Regions from separate parts of the Mus musculus genome. Here region 1 is linked to region 2. The links are chromatin loops, found by intact Hi-C in ENCODE. Cell type or tissue: gastrocnemius. All regions are shown on one strand.

Evidence for each region. A loop is a pair of places that touch in the nucleus more often than their neighbours do. Peaks named below come from ENCODE experiments on the same cell type or tissue, not always from the same donor. Only the 100,000 strongest peaks of a DNase experiment are listed, where the experiment ranks them.
Region 1: a loop joins it to region 2, with 2.1 times the contacts of the local background. A loop is called at or near these places in 7 of 42 quality-filtered maps.

The regions. Positions count from the first base shown.
Region 1 is chr5:140,401,719-140,409,718 of GRCm38, reverse strand. Gm30550 (a long non-coding RNA gene) reads right to left here and starts at 3,322. Exons shown (of 3, transcript XR_377166.3): 1 at 3,253-3,322; 2 at 2,572-2,763. In gastrocnemius, no CTCF peak of the experiment used is centred here; no DNase peak of the experiment used is centred here.
Region 2 is chr5:140,194,389-140,202,388 of GRCm38, reverse strand. All of the region lies in intron 10 of Mad1l1 (MAD1 mitotic arrest deficient 1-like 1), which reads left to right. Among named protein-coding and RNA genes, the nearest start is that of Gm16120, 9.6 kb to the left of the region's middle. In gastrocnemius, a CTCF peak has its summit at 4,517; a DNase peak (open chromatin) is centred at 4,516.

The DNA.
Region 1 (8,000 bases), 210 kb before region 2:
TGGCTGAACATCAGTGCACATGTAACAAAAATTACTATGAAAAATTTCAAAAGAAAGAATTATGTGGTAGCTGGGCGGTGGTGGCACACGCCTTTAATCCCAGCATTCGGGAGGCAGAGGCAGACAGATTTCTGAGTTCAAGGCCAGCCTGGTCTACAGACTGAGCACAAAGAAACCCTGTCTCGAAAAAACTAAATAAATAAATAAATAAATAAACAAACAAACAAAAATAATAATCATTTGCCCGGCAGTGGTGGTGCACACCTTTAATTCCAGCACTTGGGAGGCAGAGGCAGGCAGATTTCTGAGTTTGAGGCCAGCCTGGTCTACAGAGTGAGTTCCAGAACAGCCAGAGCTACACACAGAGAATCCCTGTCTCAAACAAACAAACAAACAAACAAACAAACAAACAAAGTGAATTCCAGGACAGCCAGGGCTATACAGAGAAACCCTGTCTCGAAAAAAACCAAAAAAGCAAAAACAAAAACAAACAAACAAAAAAAGAATTATGTGGTCAAGTAGAGAGACAAGTTGCACCCAACACCTTAGTGTTTTTAATATTTTATTATTAGTGTGTGTGTGTGTGTGTGTGTGTGTGTGAGAGAGAGAGAGAGAGAGAGAGAGAGAGAGAGCAAGAGAGCAAATAAGTATTTGCCTACATGTATGTATGTGCATCATTTAAGTGCTATAACCCTAGGAGCCAGAAGAGGGCACTATCCTTGTTGGAGTTACATAGTTTGTTAGGAATTGTACCTGAGTCCTCTGCAAGAGTGGCCAGTGCTCTTAACTATAGAGCCATCTCTCCAGCACAAGGCAAGGATAAACAATAAAAGAGGTCCTTATCATAAAGACCTATTGTTGACAATGTTGTAACAGCATTGTGATGAGAATAAACTGTTGCCCCAGGACCCTGGGAATAGTAAGTCCCTCTGGTCTGCCTCAGGTAGAGTTAGTAACTATAAGGTGCAAAGTTGCTGCCTGGGAAATGCAAAATTCTGGAAGTAGGCCTCCAGAACACAGTGGCTGTGACTTATGATACCATTTGCATAAAACTGTTTAAAATGTGGTCATGGTTCAGTATGTAGAGCAACTGTCTCGAATCCCTCAGTGAGGGGTTGGGGTCATTCCTTAGTCTCAGTGAAGGGTTATCTACATTGGGTTGGCCTATGGTGTACTGGCTTAATTAAATTCACTGCTGTAAATAGGCCCAGTCCACTGTGGGTGGCACCATTTCCTAGGCAGGGCCTGATCATGAGAAATCCAGTGGAGCACAAACAAGCACATGAACATGCAATCATTCATTCATCCTCTTCTGAAGGGGGTGAACATGCAATCATTCATTCATCCTCTTCTGACTGGGGGTGAACATGTAATCATTCATTCATCCTCTTCTGAAGGGGGTGAACATGCAATCATTCATTCATCCTCTTCTGACTGGGAGTGAACATGTAATCATTCATTCATCCTCTTCTGACTGGGGGTGAACATGCAGTCATTCATTCATCCTCTTCTGACTGAGGGTGAACATGCAGTCATTCATTCATCCTCTTCTGACTGAGGGTGAACATGCAATCATTCATTCATCCTCTTCTGACTGGGGGTGAACATGCAATCATTCATTCATCCTCTTCTGACTGGGGGTGAACATGCAATCATTCATTCATCCTCTTCTGACTGGGGGTGAACATGCAATCATTCATTCATCCTCTTCTGACTGGGGGTGAACATGCAATCATTCATTCATCCTCTTCTGACTGGGGGTGAACATGCAGTCATTCATTCATCCTCTTCTGACTGAGGGTGAACATGCAATCATTCATTCATCCTCTTCTGACTGGGGGTGAACATGCAATCATTCATTCATCCTCTTCTGACTGGGGGTGAACATGCAATCATTCATTCATCCTCTTCTGACTGGGGGTGAACATGCAATCATTCATTCATCCTCTTCTGACTGGGGGTGAACATGCAATCATTCATTCATCCTCTTCTGACTGGGGGTGAACATGCAATCATTCATTCATCCTCTTCTGACTGGGGAATGTGGTAAGAACAGCTATTCAAATTTTCTCTTGCTTTGACTCTCCTGCTATAACTTGGGCTAGAACCTGGAACTGTGAGCTAAACCAAACTAAATTGCCTAAGTTGCTGTGGTGGTTTGAATAAGATGTACTTCAATAGGTTCAAATATTTGAATACTTGGTTCCCAGTATTTTAATTTTCTCTTTTGTGTATGGGTGTTTTGCATGCATCTTTGAGCACCATGTCTATTCAGTGTCCACAGAAGCCAGCAGAGGGTGTTGGATCCCCTGGAACTGGAATTCCAGGCAGTCGTGGAGCATCATATAGGTGTGGGGGGAGTCAAGCTCAGATCCTCTTAAAAGAGTAGCCAATGCCCTTTCTCAATGAGACATTTCTCCAGCCCTATCTACCAATCAATCAGTACTCACTGAGGGTCAGATCTGTCCATGTGGCTGGTGTGGTAGAAGGAGAAACCTCTCTACTCTCAGGGTTGATAACTGAGTCTCTGAAACAATTGACAGCTGGTAGGATAAAAGAAGGTAAACTTACCATGTGGCATCCTTGTATGTGACCCGAGAAGGCAGAGGAAATTATGCAAACAGCCAACGAACTCCAGCAGCCCTTTCCACAGATCGAGGCCAGTGCAGACAGCTTGACTTAGGAGGAAGGGGCCGTGGAGACCAGTGTCCCTGGCCTTGGAGCTGTCTCCTGGCTTCATTTCCAGTCAATCAGCTAATTTTCCTGGAGGCAATGGGGAGGCATAAAGATCCTATGTTCTTTGGCCAGTAATGGAAATTCACAGAAGATTTTTTTTTTTTTGCATTTCCTGTTTTTCAGCAGTAGCTCCCCACCCCCACGTAGGGAGAACCATTGAAGTAAAGCTGGACCCTTGCACCTGACTGCCGAAAATCAGAGTGAGGAGTCAGAGAAGGAATGTTTTCCAGCTGAGATCGGGCTTGTAGCGGGAGATGGTTCCATAAAGAAGAGTACATACCCAAGAAATGAGTGCCACCACTCCCAGAACACAGCTCAATCAAGTCTCTTGATCCTGATTCCATAGGATTCTGTGGCTTTCTAAGCTACCCTGCTCCAAGGATGCTTGTGGTTTACAAGACTTAAAGTAAAGTCGGGAGGTTGGGGACAGAGCTCAGCTGGTAAAACAGCTTGCCTAGTATGCAGTAAGGGCCTGGGGTTCATCTCCAGAGCCCCCAACTGTGTGGTGATACACACCTGTAATTCCAGCACTTGGAAACAGAAGCAGGAAGATCAGGAATTCAAGGTTATCCCTGTTGTGGGATATTCACCAGAGAAGGCTGGTCAGACGTGGTTTAAGCCAATAGAAAGTCTTTATTAGCCTGATGGTGACTACACTGGGTGTTTGTGATCCCTCCCTGTGTAGCCCAGTGCCTTTCTCAAGATAAGCTTTTAAGCACAAAAGCCATATTCTGGGTTGACATACTTCAGTTAACAAGAACAGTTAGCTAGAAGCAGAATTACAGAAGCCAAAAAAGAAGGTTAGTGCATTTAGAGACTTTCCCAGAACAATGCACTCTGATGGATTAGGTCTTTGTTTTTGTTTTGGCTGCTGGTTCTGTTTCTGTGCTGAGTTTTATAGCTTGAATGGTATTTCCATTATGGAGTCAGTTGTGCTAAGGTCTGGGGCCTACTAAAGTCTGGAGCCCTGTTATAATCCCAAACTAGGTAGGGAGTTTGTGGGTAGCTTGGGAAACATGAAAACCTGTGTTGAGAAAATAGAAGGGCTGGAGCATAACTAACTTTTTCAATCCTTTTTTTTTTTTTTTTCTTAAATTTTTTGAGACAGGGTTTTTCTGTGTTCCCCTGGCTGTCCTGGAACTCACTCTTGTAGACCAGGCTGGCCTCGAACTCAGAAATTCACCTCTCTGCCTCCCAAGTGCTGGGATTAAAGGCGTGCGCCACCACGCTCGGCCCTTATTTTTTTTAAAGATTTATTTATTTATTATATGTAAGTACATTGTAGCTGTCTTCAGACACTCCAGAAGAGGGAGTCAGATCTCGTTAAGGATGGTTGTGAGCCACCATGTGGTTGCTGGGATTTGAACTCTGGACCTTCGGAAGAGCAGTCGGGTGCTCTAACCCACTGAGCCATCTCACCAGCCCCAATCCCTATTTTTAATGAAGGTTTTTAAATGCTTTAACCTCCCTTTTAGCCCATCACCCACCAGAAGTAGTGGAGAAGAAAGGATACAGGGGAGAAAGGCTCTTTGGAGTAACTCCCATCTGTGTTGTCTGGAAATCATTAGTTCAGTTCACAGGTTAACAGTGGCAGCTTGATCCGCTCATAAACATTTCACTGATACACCAGCAGTCCAGTTCAGTAGAGTCGGGTTAGCAAACACTAATCAATAGCAGGCCTCAGCCTCAGCTCAAATCAGTCTGAGGGACTAGGGTCAGCAGGAAGGCCAGAAGTCTCGGCTATGCCTCTCTCAGCAAAGCAAAGATCAGCGAAGACACAAGATCAACGATCATTGCACAGCTAGCTCTCTAAGCAAGCCTAGTTCAGCCTCTGTCACTGTTCACCCGAGTCCTTTTTATACTCCCTCTAAACATCATGCATTCCCCACGGGTCTTGCCTCATAACATGCTTTTGTCTCAGCTGACATCACTGCCAATCAGCCTGAGTCCAGGGAAGCAGCAAGAAACTGCAGCACACCACTAGAAGTTTTTTGGTGCATTTCTCCCTATGGCATTCCAACAAGTGGCGCTCAACAACGCAGCGTAAGATAGACCAATGCGTGCGTGTTCTTAGCAAAGAATCCTTCATCACGGGTCCTGCCGTGTGCTTGCTTTGGCAGAACATCTTTCCTCTGTGTCTGCTTCAGCTAAAGGTTCCTCCACGAGTCTGCCTTGTCATTCACCTGCGTCCACTTCAGGAAAGCACTCCTTCGTGTGTTTGTCCCAGCAAAACACCATCCAAACAACTTTGTAAAGAACCCTTCAGTTTCCACTTCACTGGAGCAACGTCTCCGTGGTTAAAAGCACTGTTACCCTTGCAGAGGATCCAGATTCGATTCCTAGCACCTTCATGGTGTCTCACAACTGTCTGTAACTCCAGTTCTAATAGATCTGACACCCTCTTTTGACCCCTTGACACAACACACACATGTTAGTGGACATACATCCATGCAGGCGAAAACACTCATACACATAAAAATAAATGAATCTAAAATAATTTTTAGAAAGATCAAAGTTTAAATTCGGGGAAAAGAAATGTATGAAGTCGTTTATTTCTCTTCCCTGAGTATTTGAGGTGGAGAGGGGATGGGAACGAGTCTGGATTCGGATGTGTCTGTAAATGCAACCACAGGTTGGTTCAAGGGATTTCTTTTCTTTTCTTTTCTTTTTAAAATTAGTTTTTAACAGAGGGTCAGTATATTTGTTTATGCAGTTATGGAAAGTGCTGGATAGCTGAGCATTGAGTTATGCCAATATGTTTTTTTTCTCATGTTAAATGAGGTCTTATGGCTGCATCACCAAAAGCCCACTCTAGCACAGGTGACAGAGAACACAGGTGACAGAGACCTCATGAAAGCTGCGAACCTGGAGCTACCTAGAGAAGCTGTAGGCAGCTGATAAGTTGGAGGGTGTTTATAGAGCTTAGAGCTTGGGGAAGGGGAGTTGTGAGTCTAATGAGTTTCAGGGACTTCCTAAAGTTAGGGAGTTGTGTGTTTCTGGAATCTTAAAGAGCTTTGCTGCAGGATAAAATAAATGTTCCACTCCCTCATTGGAGCACTGAGTCTTTTTGTTTGTTTGGTTTGGTTTTTGAGACAGGATTTTTCTGTGTATCCTTGACTGTCCTGGAACAATCTCTCTCTCACTCACAGAGATCTCTGTCTCTGCCTCCTAAGTGCTGAGTTTAAAGGCACGCACCACCATTAATTGGCGTTTTACCTGAATATATCTGTGTGAGGGAGTCAGATGCCCTGGAACTGGAGTTATAGACAGTTGTGAACTGCCATGGGGGTGCTGGGAATTGAACCTGGATCCCTGGGTCCTCTGGAAGAGCAACCAGTGCTCTTAACCCCTAAGCCATCTCTCCAGGCCAGGGTAAAGTCTTAAGGAGCTGTTTCATCTCAGAGGAAATTGCTACATAGTGGTGGGGTTGTGACCTTTCAATGTGTTGGTGCTTCCTGACTCTCAGCAGGAATCCTAAGCTAGACTTCAGGGTAATTGAAATTCCCTGTCTCTTCCTGTGTCTCTCTGATTTTTTCTATCTTTTACCTCCTTTGCTCTGTATTAAAGGTGTGTTCTTGGTGGAGGAGAAAATGGGAGGGATAAACTATTATAAAGGATTTACCAATAAACTTGCTTGGGAAATATAAAATTACCCAAAAGTGGAATTTAGCCAAGGAGGGTATGTCTCTGATGGACATTCCAAAGGAGAGACTGTGGCTTACAGTGGCCCATTAGACTCTCTGTCACTTATCAGAAACAACATAATTCAGCCAGGCAGGCAGAGTGACCTCAGTTAACAATAATACCAGTTCACAATAACTGGGACAATAGCTTTGCTATGTAAATCTCTCATTTGTCCAGAATTGGCCAACCTCACAGTTTCTGTTTTACTGCTTAACAAGTGTGACTTGGCACTGGGCCCTAAAGGAAATTTACAGGTGACAGTTTATGTGGAATGTCCTAGCTCAAAATTTATATAAGCTGCAAAACATTTCTGTGCAGGGCTGGCTGCTCTTTGGGTGTTAAACAGACCCGGATGTGTGTTACTATGAAAAGGCTTCTCTCCTTTTTGTGACCCCCAAGTCCTTAGAGTGAAATCTCACTGGGGAGGGTGAGACTTAACCTGCCTGAGTGGCCACTCAGGCAGAAGGGACACAGGAAGCAGATGAAGCAAACACTCTCTAGCTGTGAGAAGCTGGTTGAATGCTAGTGTGCTGAGTAGGTTTCTGTCAACTTGACAGCAAGAACAGCGAAGAAGGCATCGCCATTGAGGAGCTGCCACCATCAGATTGGCGTGGGGGTATTCTCTTGATTGCTAATGGATGTAGGAGGACCAATCCACTGTGGACAGTGCCACCCCTGAGCAGATGGGCCTAGGCTATCTATGAAAGATAGCTGAGCAAGCCAGGAGGAGCAAGCTAGTAGGCATCGTCCCTCCATGGTCTCTGATTAGTTCCAGCCTCTGGGTTGCTGGGTTGGTGAAGAACTGCAATCTGGAAGTAGAATAACGCCTTTCCTCCCTGAACTGTTTTAGGTCCTGGTCTTTGTAATAGAAAAAGAACTAGGGTAGCCCAGGAATCAGATGTGTTGGCTTGGAGAGGTGGCTCAGCTCTTACAGAGGAAGACACACGTTTAGTTCCCAGCATCCAAACAAAGACAGTTCACACCTACCTACCTGTACCTCCAGCTGCAGGGGGCTCACCTGCACTCATGTGCACAAATCCAAACCCAGGTGTGTAAGGAAAAATAAAATAAATCTTTAAGAAAAAATATTCAAGCTGGGCATGGTGGCGCACACCTTTAATCCCAGCACTCGGAAGGCAGAGGCAGGCGGATTTCTGAGTTCGAGGCCAGCCTGGTCTACAAAGTGAGCTCCAGGACAGCCAGGGCTATACAGAGAAACCCTATCTCGAAAACAACAACAACAACAAAACAAACAAACAAACAAAAACAAAAAAATCATTTTAAAAACAAAAACAAAACCAGGGACCAGTATATGAGAGCTGAATTAAAAAGAAAGAAAGAAAAAAAGAAAGAAAGAAAGAAAGAAAGGAAGGAAGGAAGAAAGAGAAAGAGAAAGAGAAAGAGAAAGAGAAAGAGAAAGAGAAAGAGAAAGAGAAAGAGAAGGAGAAAGAGAAAGAGAAAGAGAAAGAGTATAGGGACTCAAATTAACATAAGAATACAAGCATAAAATCCTGGAGTCCTCCATGCTAATGAGAGATAGGCCCCAAATGTTCAGCTTCCCACAAAAGGTGTTTAATCCC
Region 2 (8,000 bases):
TTTCAAAGCTCTATTGGCAGACCCTTCCCCAACTCCCTGTCTTACTGTCTGAGAGCATCTGACATCATGATGGTCACTGGAAAAAACGCTCACTGACCACTACAATCTGACTCCCTGTGGCTTTGTTAGGGCTTGCCCTAATTACATGGGTGAGTATTTCCTGGGTTTAGGGATAGGGCCCGGTGCAGACTATAGGGCTAATTTATTGGCCTGTCATCTATTTACTTATCATTTATTGTCCCTGTCATCTATTTCTGGGGCCATAACTCTGTCTCTGGAAGGTCCCTGTTAATTCTTCACTCACTGGACAAGCAGATTTCTGTAATTTTCTTTCAGTTTTTAGAGACTCCCTGGTGGGCTGGGAGGAAGCATGGACATGCTGACCCCTTCTTGCCCAGTGCACATGGTGTAGGGACTGAAGGTGACTGCTCAGATGCCTCCGGTTTGGGGATCCACATTTTGCACATTTCCTCTTAACATAGAGGTAGCGATTGGGAACCTATAGGCACCTGGTGGCTTAGTTCCTGACCTGAGATGTTTTAGGTCAGTGCTGCAGGCTATGCCAGGCATTGTGCCCAGCAGCCAGGAGGGGCAAGCATCTTCTAGTTTTCCTGGTGCACACACAGTGGCTTCGCAGAGGTGACTCAGCGGCTTAGGTCTGCATTGACTCATCCGCAAACTTCAAGGTTGGAAATCATTTGTGTTAGCAGGTTTTGATCTGTGTTCCTCAGCCCTCCAAGGATAAAGAGGTGCTGTAGGTTTGAAGAAAAATTTACTAATTTTTTTTTAGCTTCATGAAAGAGATGAATTACAAAAAATTCACCGTGTACATGGAAATTCCATTATAATCTGTAGGAGACGACCGCTATTGGTACGCGTCAGACTGCTTTGGGCTGTCACCACAAAGGCTCTGAAGTGTCTGTGTGACACCTCTCCTCAAGTGTTACTGAATTGGGGTTCTATTGGTGTGTTTGGGCTTGTCACAGTTGTGCTCTAGTTAGGGCTCCTAATTTGCAAGCTTGTCTTTCCTCAGGGGCCTGCAGCCAGGTGGCTGAGGTTGCAGTGCTGGCAGATGTGCGAGTGAGGAGGGGCTGTCTTTCTGCTTGGCATCTGCTCCTGAGAGTCTCCTCTAATGTCCCTCACCTCATCACAAGTGCCCTCCCCTCCCTGGCCAGGCTCCTCCCAACACTGGCATGTTGGTGATTAGGGCTTCACACTGATCCTCAGTTCTCACAGAGATGTCACCTACTTCAGAAATGCCCTTGGCCATGGAGCCCTAGATGTCCTAGAGCTAGCTCTGTAGTCCAGGCTGGCCTCAAACTCACAGAGATCTGCCTGCCTCTGCCTTTGGGGAATTAACAGCATGTGCCTTCATGCCAGCTTTATATTTTATTGCTTAGACAAGATATCATGTAGCTCAGGCCCACCTTGAATTTGCTACATAGCCAAGAATGATCTTGAATTCTGATCTTCTGTCTCTACCTCCTAAGTGCTAGGATCACGGGTGTATACTACTACACCTGTTTATGCAGTGCCAGGGAACTGCAGGCTAGGCGAGCGAGCATTCTGTCAATGGTGCTGCAGCACCAGCCCTCAGAGGTTTTCAGTGTTTTGTTTTTTAATTTATTTTTTTTTCATTAGGTATTTTCTTCATTTACATTTCAAATGCTATCCGGAAAGTCCCCTATACCCTCCCCCCCCCACCCCCCTACCCACCCACTCCCACTTCTTGGCCCTGGTGTTCCCCTGTACTGAGGCATATAAAGTTTGCAAGACCAAGGGGCCTCTCTTCCCAATGATGGCCGTCTAGGCCATCTTCTGCTACATATTGTTTTGGTTTTAAACATAGAACCTGGGCTTGGCCATGACCGTAGAGACACATGAACACACTGTCTCTGCACCACCTGGCGCTCCAGCACTGGTTTCTATGTGGTGTGGTGAATGCCCTGCAGAACTCACACTTGTGGGGGTTTTGGTTTTCGTTTTTTCCTTCCAGACAGAGTTTCTCTGTGTAATATCCCCCATCCCTGGCTATCCCAGAACTTGCTTTGTAGACCAGGCTGGCTTTAAACTCACAGAGATCCGCCTGCTCTTGCCTCGCAAGCACTGGGATGAAAGGCGTGTGACACCACTGCCCAGCTGTACTTGTGATTTTGAATGAGCGACTTTATTAAGTATATAACAAGTGACTGGACAAGTGACAGATACATGACCCATCCCTAGGGAACAAACATGTAGTTGGGTGTGCACACCGTCCAGCAGACACCACAGCTGGCAGTTTCCATTGAGTTTTCTCTTCCTGGCTGACCTTTGGCTTCTCTTTCTCACTGAAGGCATTTTTATATCACAGGATAAACACTGGTAACCTCTGTTGGCAATGGTTCCAGCCATTTCAATAGTATGACATTTTTACTCTTAGACTGTTTAGCTGTCACAAAGTTAGGTGGGCCAGCGCAGACAAGAGGCCTCAGAGGATACTCATAGACAGACATGCCTGGTCTGACATGGAGCAGGAGGACTCAGTCAGTTGTTAGAGCCAGCTTCTCAATGAGCTCTACAGCATGCGACAACTCACTGTATATGGACACACCGTGACTTGGCCGCGGCTTCTTTCTCGGATGGGCACCGAGCTCTTCCTTAGAGCTGCTCTATGGTAGCACAGTGTTTGGGACCCCACAGCATCTGTTGATACAGGTATGCTTTCTTGCTGCATGAGTGTGGGTGCTGGGCTCAAACTGGGGAAGGCAGGCCTCAGGGCTGGAAATGCTAGGTCAGACAAGGAAGAGCTGGAAGGAGCATTCATTGTCTTGGAGAAGTTTGTTAAAATGTCTCCTGCCGCTTTGCAGTATCTCTTGGCCAGGCCTGGTTCCTTGAAAGTGTATATTCTTAGTCCTGTGTTTCTGATGAAGCTAACATGAAAGTGAGCGGCAGTGTCCCGCCACATCCAAAGATGGCTTTCAAAGGCCTGAACTCATTCTCTCAGCAGATGCTGCCTCAGAAAGGCAGCGATCGATAAACACGCTCAGCTTCTCCTTGAAGCACCAAGAGCTTCGCTCTGAAGCCCCAGAGGTTCGTGGAAATGCCGCTGCCCTCAGAGTTCAGCACGCTGTGGAGCAAGAACTTTAATTTTTTATGAGCTTTCTCTTCTCTTCCTTGGAAGAAAGGCTGGAGTTGAATGGAGAGAACCTCCCTGGGGGCCAGGGGGGAGGACAAGAGAGAGAGACAACAACCCCAAGAGATGATGGGGATCCGTGTTAGAATGAAGTTGCTCAAATTCTTCCAGCTGTTGAGGCTCTCATAGGGCCTGTAGACCCAGTAGGAGAAGTCCCCATTTCAATTTGAGATCCATGTTAACTTGATGGTTCCTGTATCTCTGCATCCTGTGTGCCTGGTTGTCTAGGCCTATCTGGTAGGTGAGACTTGAGAAGCCTGGCCGAGAGTGTTGAGAGCCTCTTTTGGACATGGTACTGCGGCCCTGTTTTAGGTGGTGCTTTATCTATCTGCAGGCCCTTGTCCCCTCCATGGGATGCCCCCACCTCCTTTGGAGCTTGCCAGTCTGTTTCCTCCATGGAACTCCTGGATGGAGAATACCCACCTGTTCCCACACAGCTTCCCATTTCTAAGCAGGACCCAGGATTTCTAGAGCTTTGCCCCTTCACTACTGTCTGGCTTCTGCTCACATCTGTAGTCCAAGGCCCATCTAGACAGCTTTTGTGTCCCCTCTCTCTTCCTCCTGAGGTTTTTTCCTTCTTGTTCCCGTTCCTTTGTTCTTCACTGCCTCCTGGCAAAGGACTCTGAGTCTCCTAGCCAACTCCTATTTCCACACAGTGTGAGTGAGTGTGCCCTGGATATAAGAGTGTTTAGCCTTTCATCCCCTAAGTGTCCCACACATCTATCTTCTCTTGTGCCTGTGGGGAAGAGTCCCTTCAGGATCTTAGGGATCTAACCCAAGATACCAAATTCTCTTCTTTTACTTCATGCTTTCTGCCTCACCATGGACTAAATCATTCCTTTCTTCACTGTTTTTTTTTGTTTTTGTTTTTTCCTTTGCCATGGCCAGTTAGGCAGCAGTACCTCAGCTCTGGAGAGCTTGGACCTGTAGTCCATGTTTGCCATACCAGCTGACATCTAGTTAGCCTGCTGCAGGTACCAGAGGATGTGCAGGACCCTGTGCTTGCCTGGCTCACCTGCAGGCTTCCCATCTGCTTCCTTCCACACACCCTTCCTCCTGCACACCATCTACTCAGGTCTGTGATGTCTATTGTACTTAAAATACCAGCCCCTGCAGGCAACCCCACCCAGTGCTTTCTCCTCACTCAGAGACCAGTATGTATCCTGAAATCTCAGAAGGTATTTGCTGCGGCCTGTTTGCTTTATGTGAGCTGTTCCTTCCCCTGCAGTCACCTGGTTGGTGATTTATGCCTGTTTTGCAGCCAGGAGGAACTCAGCCTGTTGATCATTGTGCTCAGGGCTTCACTGAAGCTCTGCAAATGATGCTCCGGAGCGCCCTCTCTCTGCTTTGCTCTGAACTGCAATTTATAGTCTAACCTTGTCCTGTTGGAAACCTGGGAACCTATTCTGTCTGGGAACTGACCTTGGGATCTGCTGTGGCCTGCAATCCTGCCTGTTGTCTGGCATCTTCTATAGACCAGGCATTCCTCGATATCTGCTTCTGGCCTCCACAGTGGATGAAATGTGTTTTGTTCTTAAGCGAGAGGATGGGGGGGCTGGTGAGATGGCTCAGTGGGTAAGAGCACCCGACTGCTCTTCCGAAGGTCCAGAGTTCAAATCCCAGCAACCACATGGTGGCTCACAACCATCCTTAACAAGATCTGACTCCTCTTCTGGTGTGTCTGAAGACAGCTACAGTGTACTTACATATAATAAATAAATAAATCTTTTAAAAAAAGAGAGAGAGAGAGGATGGGGACTGAGAAGATGACTCACCGAGTAAAACACCTGCTACACAAGCATTTGGACCTAAATTCAGGTCTCCATAACCCTCATAGAGCTGGGCACAGTGCTGTGTTTCTATTAGACAGAGGCAGGCAGATTTCAGGGGCTCACTTGCTAGCTAGCCTGGTCAAAACACTGAGCCACAGGTTCAGTGAGAGGCCCTGTCTCAAAAGATAAAATGAATAAAGTGGAGAGATTGAGAAGGCATTCTGACATGGATCTCTGGCCTGCACTGGTGAGCACAGACAGTCCATATGAAGGAGAGGAGCGTGTAAGAATGAGTGATTGATGTAGACCAGGGGTAGTGCCTATCTAGCAAGCACAAGTCCTTGCATTAGATACCTAATATTCCTGAGGGGACTCTTTTTTTCTTGGGAAGGGATAAAAAGTTTTCTTTATAATCTGAAATATTATAACTCAGGCCTCCTAGATACCCTTAAGACTCCACCCTCTCCTGTGGTGCCATAGCACAAGCATCTCCCTCCGTCTGCCGTATGTGTAGCATTCCACATTGTTACCTAGGTGCAAGGCTGGCCTGTGTACCTGTGGCACTGCCTTCCTTAGGTAGCAGAGCCTAGCTTCAGAGTGAAGGTTGGGTAGCTGGCTTAGGCCAAGTGGTGATTTCCTGCTATCCAGTCTTGCTGCCTGGTTCTGTTCCGCTGAGCCCTGGTCTTCAGTATCCCAGCAAAGTGGCTGTTATGGCATGGCCTTGGGCTTGTTTGCATCTGGGCCAGGTGGATAGGGTAAGGGGAATGCTGCCTCTAAATTCCACTCTTGGGTTTGGCAGTCTTCCTGCAAGGCTCTCCTGAACTCCCTGCTGAGGACAGTTTATCTGAGTGATCCCAAACCCCCAATCCCACCCTGCGTGTATGTGTCACCTGAGAAGCTGCCTTGCCATGTCTGTCTCTCTGTACTTGGTTCGTAAGTAGCAGAGCAAATGCTGCCATTCTAATTAAATTACCCACTTTGGAGCAGTGATTTAAGGTGCTTGTGAACCTCCCCACCTGAATTCAACGATTCAAGAGTCGATTTCACAGTTCTTGATTATTAAATTGGTCTATGAATAGTTTTCAATTGAACTGGAACTCAAAATAGCCACTTTCTATGTCTGTTTCCCGTGAATATTTGCTCTTGCCTGATATTTGGGGTTGTGATGCACCTAGGGTGCAACTGGCAGTCAGCTGCTTCTCAGTGGGGCCAAGGGACAGTGCAAGACACCCTGAGATTACAGGATTGAAGCCCACCACTGTCCCTGATGTCACAAGGTTGGCTCTGTTTTCTGTGGTCATGCTGGTGGCCAGAGCAGGGTTCCCTGTGACACTTCACAGGACTAGGAGTATCGCAGTCCCCTGCTGAAGCATCATAAATGTTTGACTCTCATTCACTTTCAAATTACACTTTAGCTGTTTAAATGATTTTACTGAGTTATAATTTACAAAACCCTGTATTCACTCAGATGTGAAATAGACATATTTGCAGGGGTGTCTGCCTGACAAAAGTGTTATCTGCCACCCTTGTGAATTCAGATTTTCTTGAAATTGTGTAATCAAAGCAAACAAAAATAATTGGATGCAGAAGTAATCTGAGCTGCAGGTGTCTCTTGCAGGCCCCGCCCCAGATTGTACATTTTCAAAGTAGCTTCAGTGTTCTGGTCATGGTTACTTTGCCTGATGCCCTGCTTGTGTGTGTGTGTGTGTGTGTCTGTGTCTGCCTGCCTGCCTGTCTGTCTGTCTGTCTGTGCATGATTGGCCTGAGACATAATCAAGTAGTCTAGAGAGCTGGCCAACAAGTTTGCAGGATCTGTCTGCCTATCTCTGCTTCATATCTTTCTTAACATCACTGGGCTTACAGGTATGTCCTGCCATGCCCAGCTTATTGATCTGTGATCCAGCTGAGGATCCAAACTCAGATGTACATGTTTGAAAGGCAAATGCTTTATCCACTGAACTGTCTCCCTAGCCCCATGCCTCGGTTTGCGAGAGCTTTTGGCATCTCCTCTGGGAAGAGGTCTGTGACTGACAGTGCACACTCTGTGCTCCTGCAGTGGCCATCTTGGTTGGGGGGTTGGTCGGCCCTTCCCCCGCTGCTCCTATCATCTGACCTGTTTCTTTCTGCTGCTATGGCCCAGTGCACGTGTGACAGGGCACCCTGTGGGTATTTGATGAGATCCTTGCCCTTGCTTTTTGTGCTTTGCCAGGTTCTCTGTAAGACCAGTGACAACAGAGGCTGCACTGGGCCTAGAGGGCTGTCACTGTGGGACTAGAGGGGTGGTAGCAAGGGTACTTTCTGATGGTCTTTGCTCAGCCTGGGAGTGACCAGTGGCCCTTAGAAGCCTTAGTCCAGAGGTCTGGGCCTCTGATGTTGGCAGAGACAATTGATTAAATTGTGAAGTTGTTGGAATGTCATAGGGAAGGAAGTAGCCAAACCAAAGAGGCCACAGGGACGCAGTAGGAAAGCAGATATTGTAAAGGGAAGCCAGGCTTGGTGGCACAACCTGTAACCCTGTATTTTGGGGGAATACTCAAATAGGAGATTAAAAGCTCAGGTTCAGCTCTGGAGGCTTAGTGAGATCCTGTCTTAAAGTATAAAATAAGAAGAGGGCTTGGAATGTAGCTTAGTGGCAGAGCACTTATTTAAGACTGTTCCAGTGAGGGTCTGGGAGTGTGGCTCAGTGGTAGAGCACCTGCCTAGCAGGTGAGGGGCTGGGGGCGTGGTTCAGTGGGAGAGTCCCTGCCTAGAATCTCCAGAGAGAGGCTGACAGCCCTCCCTGCTCAGTGACAGAGGTCTTGATTAGTATGCCTGAGGCTTTGGCTTTAATCCTTTATACTGCAAAAACACATCCATACATGTATAAATAGGGAAAGGGAAAGTAGAGGAGGTCAGATGCCATTGTCTGGGTATGTTCTGACATCTGTTATCACATGGCAGGCCTAGTACCCAGTGTGAGCCAGGACTTTCTCCTTCAGAAACTCTGCAGGCCCAGTGCTTGCTGCGGGGGCTGTTCTCCACACCCGCCCTGTGCTGCACATCTGTGCAGACTGTGA